Regions from separate parts of the Mus musculus genome. Here region 1 is linked to region 2. A link is a loop called in an ENCODE intact Hi-C map of the cell type or tissue named here. Cell type or tissue: heart. All regions are shown on one strand. Each heading gives the region's core, and the rest is flanking DNA. Links, peaks and the distances in the headings are about the cores only.

Region 1 (4,390 bases), core at 132-4,131, 240 kb before region 2:
TCTCCTCAATTGTTCTCCTTTATAGTTTTCAAGTCAGCGTCTCTCCTTGAGTCTGGAGCTTACTGATTCAGCTCGCAAACACAAGGGAGCCTCCAGTCTCCACCTCCCCCTGCTGGGATCATCAGTGTGTGTGAGTGTGTACATGGGGAAGTGCCAGTGCATTGTGTGTGACTGTGTGTATGTGTGAGGAGTGTAGGTCTGTGTATTGGTATAAGTGTTTTTTGTGTGCATGTGTGTAATATTTGACTGTGAGTTGTGAGATGGCGTGCATGTGATGTGTGCATATAGAGAGATAGGTGTATGCATGTGTATGAGTCTGTGTGAGTGTGTGAATTTGTGTGTGCACATGAGTATTCAGAATGTTTGTGTATAAAGTAAGTGTATGTGAATGTGTATGAGTGTGTGCATCTGTGTGTTTATAATGTGTACATGTATGTGAGAATGTGTATGAGAGTGTGTGCTCAAACTATGTGTGAGTATATGAGTATGTATGTGGGGATATGGAGTATGTATGTGTGTACACATGTATACTAGGTATATGTATGTCAGTCTGTATGTGTCAGTGTCATTGTGTGAATGTATGAGGTTTAGTATATGCAAGTGTGTGTGTAGGGTATACATGTAGCTGAATGTGTAAGAGTTCATGTGAAGTATGAGTATGTCTGCAATTGAGTGTACGTCAGTATTTCTGTGTGTACACATGTATGTGGAGTGTTTAGGTACGGCAAGTATATGGACTATGTATCTATGTATGGGTTTATGTATATAAGTATTGTGAGTGTATGGTATCATTGTGTGAATGTGTATTTGAGTATAATTGTACATGTATGGATAGCTGTATAGAATGTATGAGCACTGTGCATATATGTTGTATGTGAATGTGTGAGAGTATATGCATAGAGTACATAAGTTGAACGTGTATATGACAGTGTGAGTATTGTACAGTGTATGTGTGTGTGTTTCTCTGTGCATGTGTTAGTGCAAGTGTGTGCACGTGGTTATGTATGTGGGTGAGGGTGTAGAAAGTGTATGTGCATGCACGTGTGTGGGAAAATTTTAACATGAGTGTTAACTTCCTCGTGGGGATTAAGCCCAGGCTTGTACATTGCATATACCCTACTACCGAGTTATACCCCAGCTTCCTCAAAACTTCACGTATAAGGAACTAAATCTTAAGAAAAGCAAATGACAGCATTGATTGCTCCTGCTTCGATGCAATGGGTTTTAATCGTCTGTCAGACTGGCTATAGCAAGTGTCGCGATTTGAGTGAGAACGGTCCCCATTTGAATGTTTGGTCTGCACTTGGTGGAACTGATTGTGAAGGATTAGGAGGTGTGGCCTTGTTGGAAGAGGTGTGTCTCTGGGGGCAGGCTTTGGGGATTTTAAAAGCCCCACCATCTCCACTTAGTGTGTGTGCAACCCCCTCCACTGCCTCTGGACTCTGGATCAGGTGCAATCTCTCAGCTACTTCTATAGTGCCATGCATGCGTGCCTGCTGCCATACTCCCCACATGATGGTCATGGGCTCACCACCCTCTGAAACTGGAAGCTCAATAAACTCTTTCTTCTATAAAGACACCATGGCCTGGCCATGGTATCTCTTCCCAGCAATAGAACAGTGACTATGACATCAGCTAGCTCTGATATTAACCTTCCTTTCTCCCTGGCCACAGTGTAAGGAGTGGTAACAAGCGGCGGTGCTCCTCAGATACAAATGGCACCAGTGTCTGGCCACTGCTTTCTGAAACAGCTCTTGATCCCTTGCCTGTTTCCAGCCACATCCAGTCGGCTTGGGTCCACATCCTTTCCTTCAGACAGAGGTTTCCTATTTCCTTCCCTGCCATTCCCTCTCAAACCCATCCTGCTCTACAGCGCATCCCCCTGAGCCAAGGAATTCTTCTAAAATACACAACTGACAGTGTTGCTGCCCCCACAGTTACCACAGAGCCTTCCACGCCCTCACTCATCTCTTCCTCCAGCCTCCTCGCCACCCAGCCGCACTCGCTGCAGCAGCTCCCTAGGCTCTCAGGCTGCGTGCACCCCCTAGTGGCACTCGCTGCACCGCTTCCCCAGTCTCCCAAGCCGCGTGCACCTTCCCCAAGCCAGTGGCTGTTTCATAATGCACCTCCCACTTGTGCCGACTCTGCCGCTTCTAGAGGGAACTGCTGGCTGCTTTCTTGTCTTCCCTTGTCCCTGACAGCCTCTTCATCGTGACACTGTGTGTCCCGAACTGTTCATCAGTTCCTAATGGCTTCTGTCTTTCTTTAAGAGAGGAAAAGGGCCGTTATTCATCCTTGAATCACTAGTGCCCAGACTGCCAGGCTCAGCAAAGGCAACGAATAAATAAACGAGGCCTGGGAGTGCAGCATCATGGTCAGCTTCCCGCATTTGTGCCAGGTCAGAAGGGAGATTGTTTCAAATCCTGTTAGTTCTTTAAATCCTTCAGAAACTTGATTGCAGGCTATTTATACCAATTTAATATTAGCGTTGAACTAGCTTCTTTTCATTATGAGCTAATTTTAATTGACCTATTTAATTAAACAGACTATGCACATCTGTGGATTTTTAATGTTTATATTTGAATAGCTTTTTCTCAGCTTCCCAGATAGATCACAGGCTACCCTCCTTTCACTGAAACCTACAAGAACCCTGTAGAGCAGGGTGCTTAGCAGATACCCATTAATTGCGTTAACTACTGAGAGATGATGTTCATCCCACGGGACATGAAGATGCCCAGCACAGCCTGCCTCTTCTGCTCACTATGGCAAAGCTGTTCACTCTTCCCCACAGCTTCCAGCAGAGAGCCAAGAGAGCATTCTCCCAGCGTGCGCTGCAAGCTCCCACCCACTGACTACACATTCCTCCTGCACCAATCCTTGCCTTCCACTGAGGCTTGCTCGGAGATTCGAGGAACAGTGGCAGTCTCCAGCAGTATACCAGGCAGCGGAATGAGCAAAGGAAAAGGTAAAGATGCCCCTGCCCTGCTGTTCCACGCAGAACTCATCGGCTCACTTTCAAAGGCGTTGACTCTACTGCGGCTGGTGTCGCAGCTGCACTCGCCTCTGTGCTAGCTAATTCTGTCAACTCGGTGACATGTAACTGTAACTGTAGAAACACATCTCTGCGAATCTCTGTAAGGGACGTTCTAGACCAGGTTAACTGACACAGGAAGACCCGGCCCTAGCCGTGGGCAGCACTGTTAAATGAACTGGGGTCCCAGAACAGAGAGGAGAAAGTGAGCTGAGCCCACCGTTCATCTCGCTTTGCATCATGGGCCTCTGCTCAAGCTCCTACCACGGAGCTTTCCCCAGCGTGAGGGACTGAATGCCTAACTCACCATCCTCCTCTAGGTCCCTCGAAGCACACAGCATCCCGAGTGATGCCCACAGCATCCCGAGTGACTCGCGCAGTCCCAAAGACAGCGTTGACCCACTGAGTCTTTAAGTATCTGCTCTATCAAACCAGCCCCTCACGGACCCTGGACACCTGACATCCAGCAAGCATTGGGGACCACTCTGTAAACAGCATCCTAACTAGTCACCTGACTCATTCTCTGTTCTGCAAACCTGGGAATCTGAGGGCGGCAGCATTCACACACAGTGAGAGCCTGGGCTCTGCTCTCAGGACCTGCAAGTCTCAGGTGCCTTCACCTCCACTACATCTGCACTGCCCTCGCTGCAGTGAGTAGACCAGACCCGCTTCTGCCCCGCCCACTCGGATCTCTGCGGGCTACGCCCCCGCTGTTCTCTTCCTTCCCCTCTGTCCCTCCATCCTCTCTTCACCTTCTGGCATTTTCCACTCTGACACTGACCTTTGCGTTGACACAGTCAGTCAATATGTGAAACCCTTGCTTTTCTCAACCTAAAATAAATCCATAATTAATTCATTAATGCTGAAAACGCTTGAGCTCCTACGTCACGGTGGGGGCGGGGTGGGAGAGGAGAACGGGGTCGGGGGAGAGGGGGGGAGAGGGGCGGAGTTAGAGTCTGGTATATCACAGAGCTGGACCCACAAGGTTTTGCTGGCAGAAGAATGTAGAGCATGAAAAAAAAAAAAAAAAAAGAGCCAGAGCGACTAGGAAATCTTTATCTTAGGATGTCACAGCTATAATCTTTCACTGTAACAGTCTCCATAAGTGCATTACTTCGGACTCTGCCTGGGTTGAGTTCTTTTAAGTTTTAGATAACCCAAATGTCCACAGACAAGTCTAGATAAGTGATCTGCAGGAGCGGGGAGTCCCGCTGACCACGGCCTCTCTTCCCAAGCTCTGGTGTATTTTCCTCTTACTGCTACCACAGTGGTTTTCAGATCGCATGAGGCAGAAATGCACTCAAAGTATGCGTTTTGCGCCCGAGTGCATTTTACACGCTATGACTATGTTAGCTTTAT
Region 2 (4,390 bases), core at 283-4,282:
AAGGTGTGCGCCACCACTGCCCGGCCACCTTAGCTTTCTTGCGTGATAGATTATGCCCTCTTATTTCATGGGCCAAAAATAAAATGGAAAAAAAATTTCTCTTAAATTGCTCCTGGTGATTCATGCCTTTAATCTCACAAGTCAGGAGGGAGAGCTCAAGGCTAGCCTGGGCTACATAACAAGACCCTGACTTAAAAACAAAACACAGTAGTTACAAAGCACTGGCTGCTCTTCTAAAGGAATTGTGTTCGATTCTTTGACCCCATAGGTGACTCACAACCATCAATAACTCTAGTCTTGGGACCCAAGACCTTCTTCTGGCTTCCTAGGGCACCGGTTATTAAGATTATACACAGACATATATGTAGACAAAGCACCCATACAAATCAATCAATCAGTCAATCAATCAATCCTCCAAAAATAAACCCCACCTTTACAGTAAAAGTGCACACTGAGGACCTCTGTCTTCTGGGCAGCTCGTGGCGGCTGCCATCTTGAAATCAGAAAGCAGTAGTTAGCAGCATGAACCCTCACATCCTGTGCCCGTTAGCATTTCCCCATGGACACAATGGCGGGCACCCAGGCTTATGCAGCACCTCCTATCTCTGAGGGTATAAATGTAGTTAACAATGCTGGAGGCATGGGAGAGACTCATTGTTGGTATAGCTACCCTTAAGTGGTCTATGCTTGAATGACCCCCAATTAAAACACTTATTTGGCCTGATGTTGTTATATCTGGGTAAATAAAAATGAATTTCCTGGGGAAAACCATTCAATAAAAATTGAAAGCCGGGTGTGGTGGCACACGCCTTTAATCCCAGCACTCGGGAGGCAGAGGCAGGTGGATTTCTAAGTTCGAGGGCAGCCTGGTCTACAAAGTGAGTTCCAGATCAACCAGGGCTATACAGTGAAACCCTGTCTCGAAAAAAAAAAATGACAATATTACTGATTTGGATATCAGTGAAAGCAAACGAGCAATATCTGGAGTAGGCCGAGGGTAGAGTGGTGGTAACCATGGGGCCTCCCACACAGCTTCATTCCCTTGCGCCAAGCCCCAGACAGCAAGGAGTATCATGGTTAACATCCTCTGATTCCACTAGCAGAATAATTAGAAGCCCTCAGATTAGTCGCCTGCTTCTGATGGAGACTGGCATTTTGCACAATATTTAGATACATGCTCCCAACCAACTTTGGGGTTAATCATATAGACATGTCTTACTCTGTAATCCAGGCTAGCCTCAAACTCACAATCCTGCCACAGCCTCCCAAGTGCTGGCTTTACCGGGGTACACCACCATGCCCAGCTGACAAACTTTTTCAGCTTTGCAGTTTGAATTCACATATTATAAAATCAAACAGTGAGGGGCTAAAAAGATGACTCCTGGTTAGGACCACTGGCTGCTCTTCCAGAGGACACTGGTTCAATCCCCAGCACCCAGAAGGCAGTTTAGTTCACAGTTGTTTGTAACTCCAGATACAATGGATCCGACATCTTCACTGAGATATGCATGCAGGCAAAACACCAATGCATATAATAGAAATAATTGGAAAAATATTAAAAAGTGAATGTAACAGTCACATAAGTGGAAGGTTTTTTTTTTTTTTCCTATTGCTCTAAGTACCAAGAAGATCTCAAGGTTTCAGTAACTATTTCATTTGATCTTGATTTAACCTAGTGGAAAATGGTAGAGATTAATTTCTTCTTTGTATATATGGCAAAGAGAAATGCATTTGCTTCCAGAAAATGTAGGTCTTAAAGGAGTTATTAGAAAAGCAAGGTTTAGGACTAGCCTCACACTGCAGCCCAGACTGGCTTCGAAGTTACCGCAATCCTCCTGCCCCAGCCTTGAGCTAGCCACTTCATATTGCAAACTTCAGACCTTTCTGAGGCTTTCCGTACTGCGGAGTTTATAATGCACCGCGACGAGACCTTGGGAAGCTGTCTTGTGACTGCAGAGGGTGGGAGAATAGGAATAAAAGCAGAAATGCGGCCGAAGTGGTGTACACGTCAGCTCAGGTTGCCTGTCTAGCACAGGCCTAGCGGAGAACCGAGGCCAGGCCCGAGGCCCCGCCCCGGGGCGTGTCTCCCCAAGGTCCCGCCCCCAGACGCCCGCAGCGGCCGCGGAGACACCGGAAGGAGCGGCGGCTGCCGAGGGAAGCGTCGGGCAGCGGTCGGGTTCTGCGGGCCGCGCTGCGGAACCGTTTTGCGGCCCTGCGGATCCGAGCGCTCAGGCTCCGAGGAGGAGTGCGCTGGGCGGCGGGCTGAGGTGAGCGCGGCGGACGGGCGGGCGGGCGTGCGGCGGCGGCGGGCCGGAGGGAGGGCGGGCGCGGCCGGGCTGAGGCTCGCCCCGGCGCGCGGCCCGGGCGGCTCGGTGGTCAGGGATCCGGGTCGGGGGGCGCGACCTGTGCGCGCCGCCCCGTTATTCATTGCTACGAACGGGAAAACCGAGGTGTCACCGTCCCAGTGGCGTGTCTTCGGCCGACGCAGCGTTTGGGTCGAGTCCAGTCGTAGCGTCTGTCGGTCGCAGCTTTTGTTCGGGTCACATTTCCACGGTGTGAGTGCTTTCCCAAGCGCTCAAGCATTTTTCAAATACAAAATGCTCCTCGTCGGAAAATTCGTCATGTTGACCTGTTAGGCAATGTGATTGATTTGATTGCCTTAGGGGCTTTGCACACAACTGAAGATTAGGGTTTACATTCTGTCGGAATCAGTATTAGGCCTGCGAAATGGAGCCAGGGGCTGACATCCTGGCTGGAGCAGAGTCTAACTAAACTGAAGACGCGTTTTACCAAAGGTCTCGAGACTTAGTGCTTAATGTAGAATTCTAGAATGTTCTCTCTCTCTCTCTCTCTCTTTTTTCTTCTTTAAATTTTTTCGAGACAGTCCAATGTCTGGCCTCCCAAGTCCTGATCCTCCTGCCTCCATCTCCCAAGTTGCTGGGATTCCAAATGTATTGCCACCATGTCATGCCAGATATTTTTTTGTTTGATCTGACAATTTTTTTCTTTACGAAAAACCTGTTACCAAAGATAATGAGAGTCAGGGTAGACTGCTCAAGCCTAGAGATGCCTTTGGCAGAAGATAACATTTGGAAGGTGGAGGAAGGTAGAGAAGGACTTCCAGGCTAGCCTAGGCTACAGGAGCCCCCATTTCAAAGCAAGCAAGCAAGCAAGCAAGCAAACCAAAGAGGCAGGGGAGGGGAGGGAGAGGGAGAGAATGAGACCATTTCTCCGAGTGTCTTCTGTGGTTGAGGGTGCAGTTGTATCTTATGGAAAGGTCAGAGCAAATCCGATGATTGCAGCAGGCTATTTGATCTTATGAATGCTGGCAGTGAGTTTGTACTGTTAATATAAGTATGGAAGAATGAAAATTTTATAACTTGTTTCAGTAACTTATACTATGCCGATAGTTTTGTTATTTCATTTACTTTGGCAAGATGAGAAAAACTACACAAATATACATGGGGGCTATATTTATGATTGCATGCTATTTTTTTTTTTTTTTTTTGGTTTTTCGAGACAGGGTTTCTCTGTGTAGCCCTGGCTGTCCTGGCACTCACTTTGTAGACCAGGCTGGCCTTGAACCCAGAAATCCGCCTGCCTCTGCCTCCCGAGTGCTGGGATTAAAGGCGTGTGCCACCACGCCCGGCTTGCATGCTATTTTTTGATCTGCATTGCCAGTTTTCAGTTACTTTCCTTTTTAGTTCATGTAGTATATGAATAAGCAAATCTCTCCACATAGTTGCAGCAAGTAGGTGATTTGCTGTTTTCAGGATCCTTTCACTTACAAAATCTTACTTGATTCTGTTCCTGTCCTCTGACGAATGCCAAATAGCCTTTTCCCAAGTCAGAGTTTCAAGCTTGTGTAAGGATCAGCCTTTCCTTCTGAAACAATATTGCCAAACCAGCCTGTACTAGAAATTAGAATTCAGGTGGATTAAGGCTGAGCCAGGTCGTGGTGATATGCACCCCTTTAATCCTAGCACTTGGGAGGCAGAGGCGGTCTTAACCTCTGTACATTCCAGGCCAGCCTGGTCTACAGCGAGAGTTGACAGCCATGGCTACACACACAAACCCTGTCTCAATCAGTCAATCAAGCAACCAAGTGGAATAAAGATTATAAAATTATGAGAGACTTAAATGCAGCGTTTTAAAAGCTTGAGTTTTTTTTTTTTTTTTTTTTTTCTTTTTCTTTTTTTGAGACATGCTGGCCTTGAAATTGCTTGCGGCTCAGGATGACCTTGAATCCCTCTGGACTTGCACCATCTCCTGTGCTGGGACTGTAGTGCTTACCAACCTGCTGGTGCAAGAGTCTGTGCTGCAAGAAAATGACGTAAAATGCTCAATGATGTCTAAGAGGGGAAATGTGGATTATTTGAAAAAATAAAGA

Evidence for each region. Hi-C counts contacts between places; a loop is a spot of excess contacts. Peaks named below come from ENCODE experiments on the same cell type or tissue, not always from the same donor. Only the 100,000 strongest peaks of a DNase experiment are listed, where the experiment ranks them.
Region 1: it touches region 2 in a loop (2.8-fold over the local background); 1 of 42 quality-filtered maps calls a loop at or near these places.

Annotation. Positions count from the first base shown.
Region 1 is chr3:152,103,493-152,107,882 of GRCm38, forward strand. The region is part of intron 4 of Gipc2 (GIPC PDZ domain containing family, member 2); the gene reads right to left. It overlaps Gm31881 (a long non-coding RNA gene), which reads left to right. Exons shown (of 2, transcript XR_003954592.1): 2 at 2,792-3,891. Gm40179 (a long non-coding RNA gene) reads right to left here and starts at 3,664. Exons shown (of 2, transcript XR_867758.2): 1 at 3,339-3,664; 2 at 569-2,263. In heart, for the core only: a CTCF peak has its summit at 2,062 (motif pointing left); a DNase peak (open chromatin) is centred at 2,079; H3K4me3 peaks cover 2,168 bases; H3K27ac peaks cover 316 bases; H3K27me3 peaks cover 500 bases.
Region 2 is chr3:152,344,373-152,348,762 of GRCm38, forward strand. It overlaps Usp33 (ubiquitin specific peptidase 33), which reads left to right and starts at 2,106. Exons shown (of 24, transcript NM_133247.3): 1 at 2,106-2,267. In heart, for the core only: a CTCF peak has its summit at 2,045; a DNase peak (open chromatin) is centred at 2,089; H3K4me3 peaks cover 1,705 bases; H3K27ac peaks cover 1,566 bases.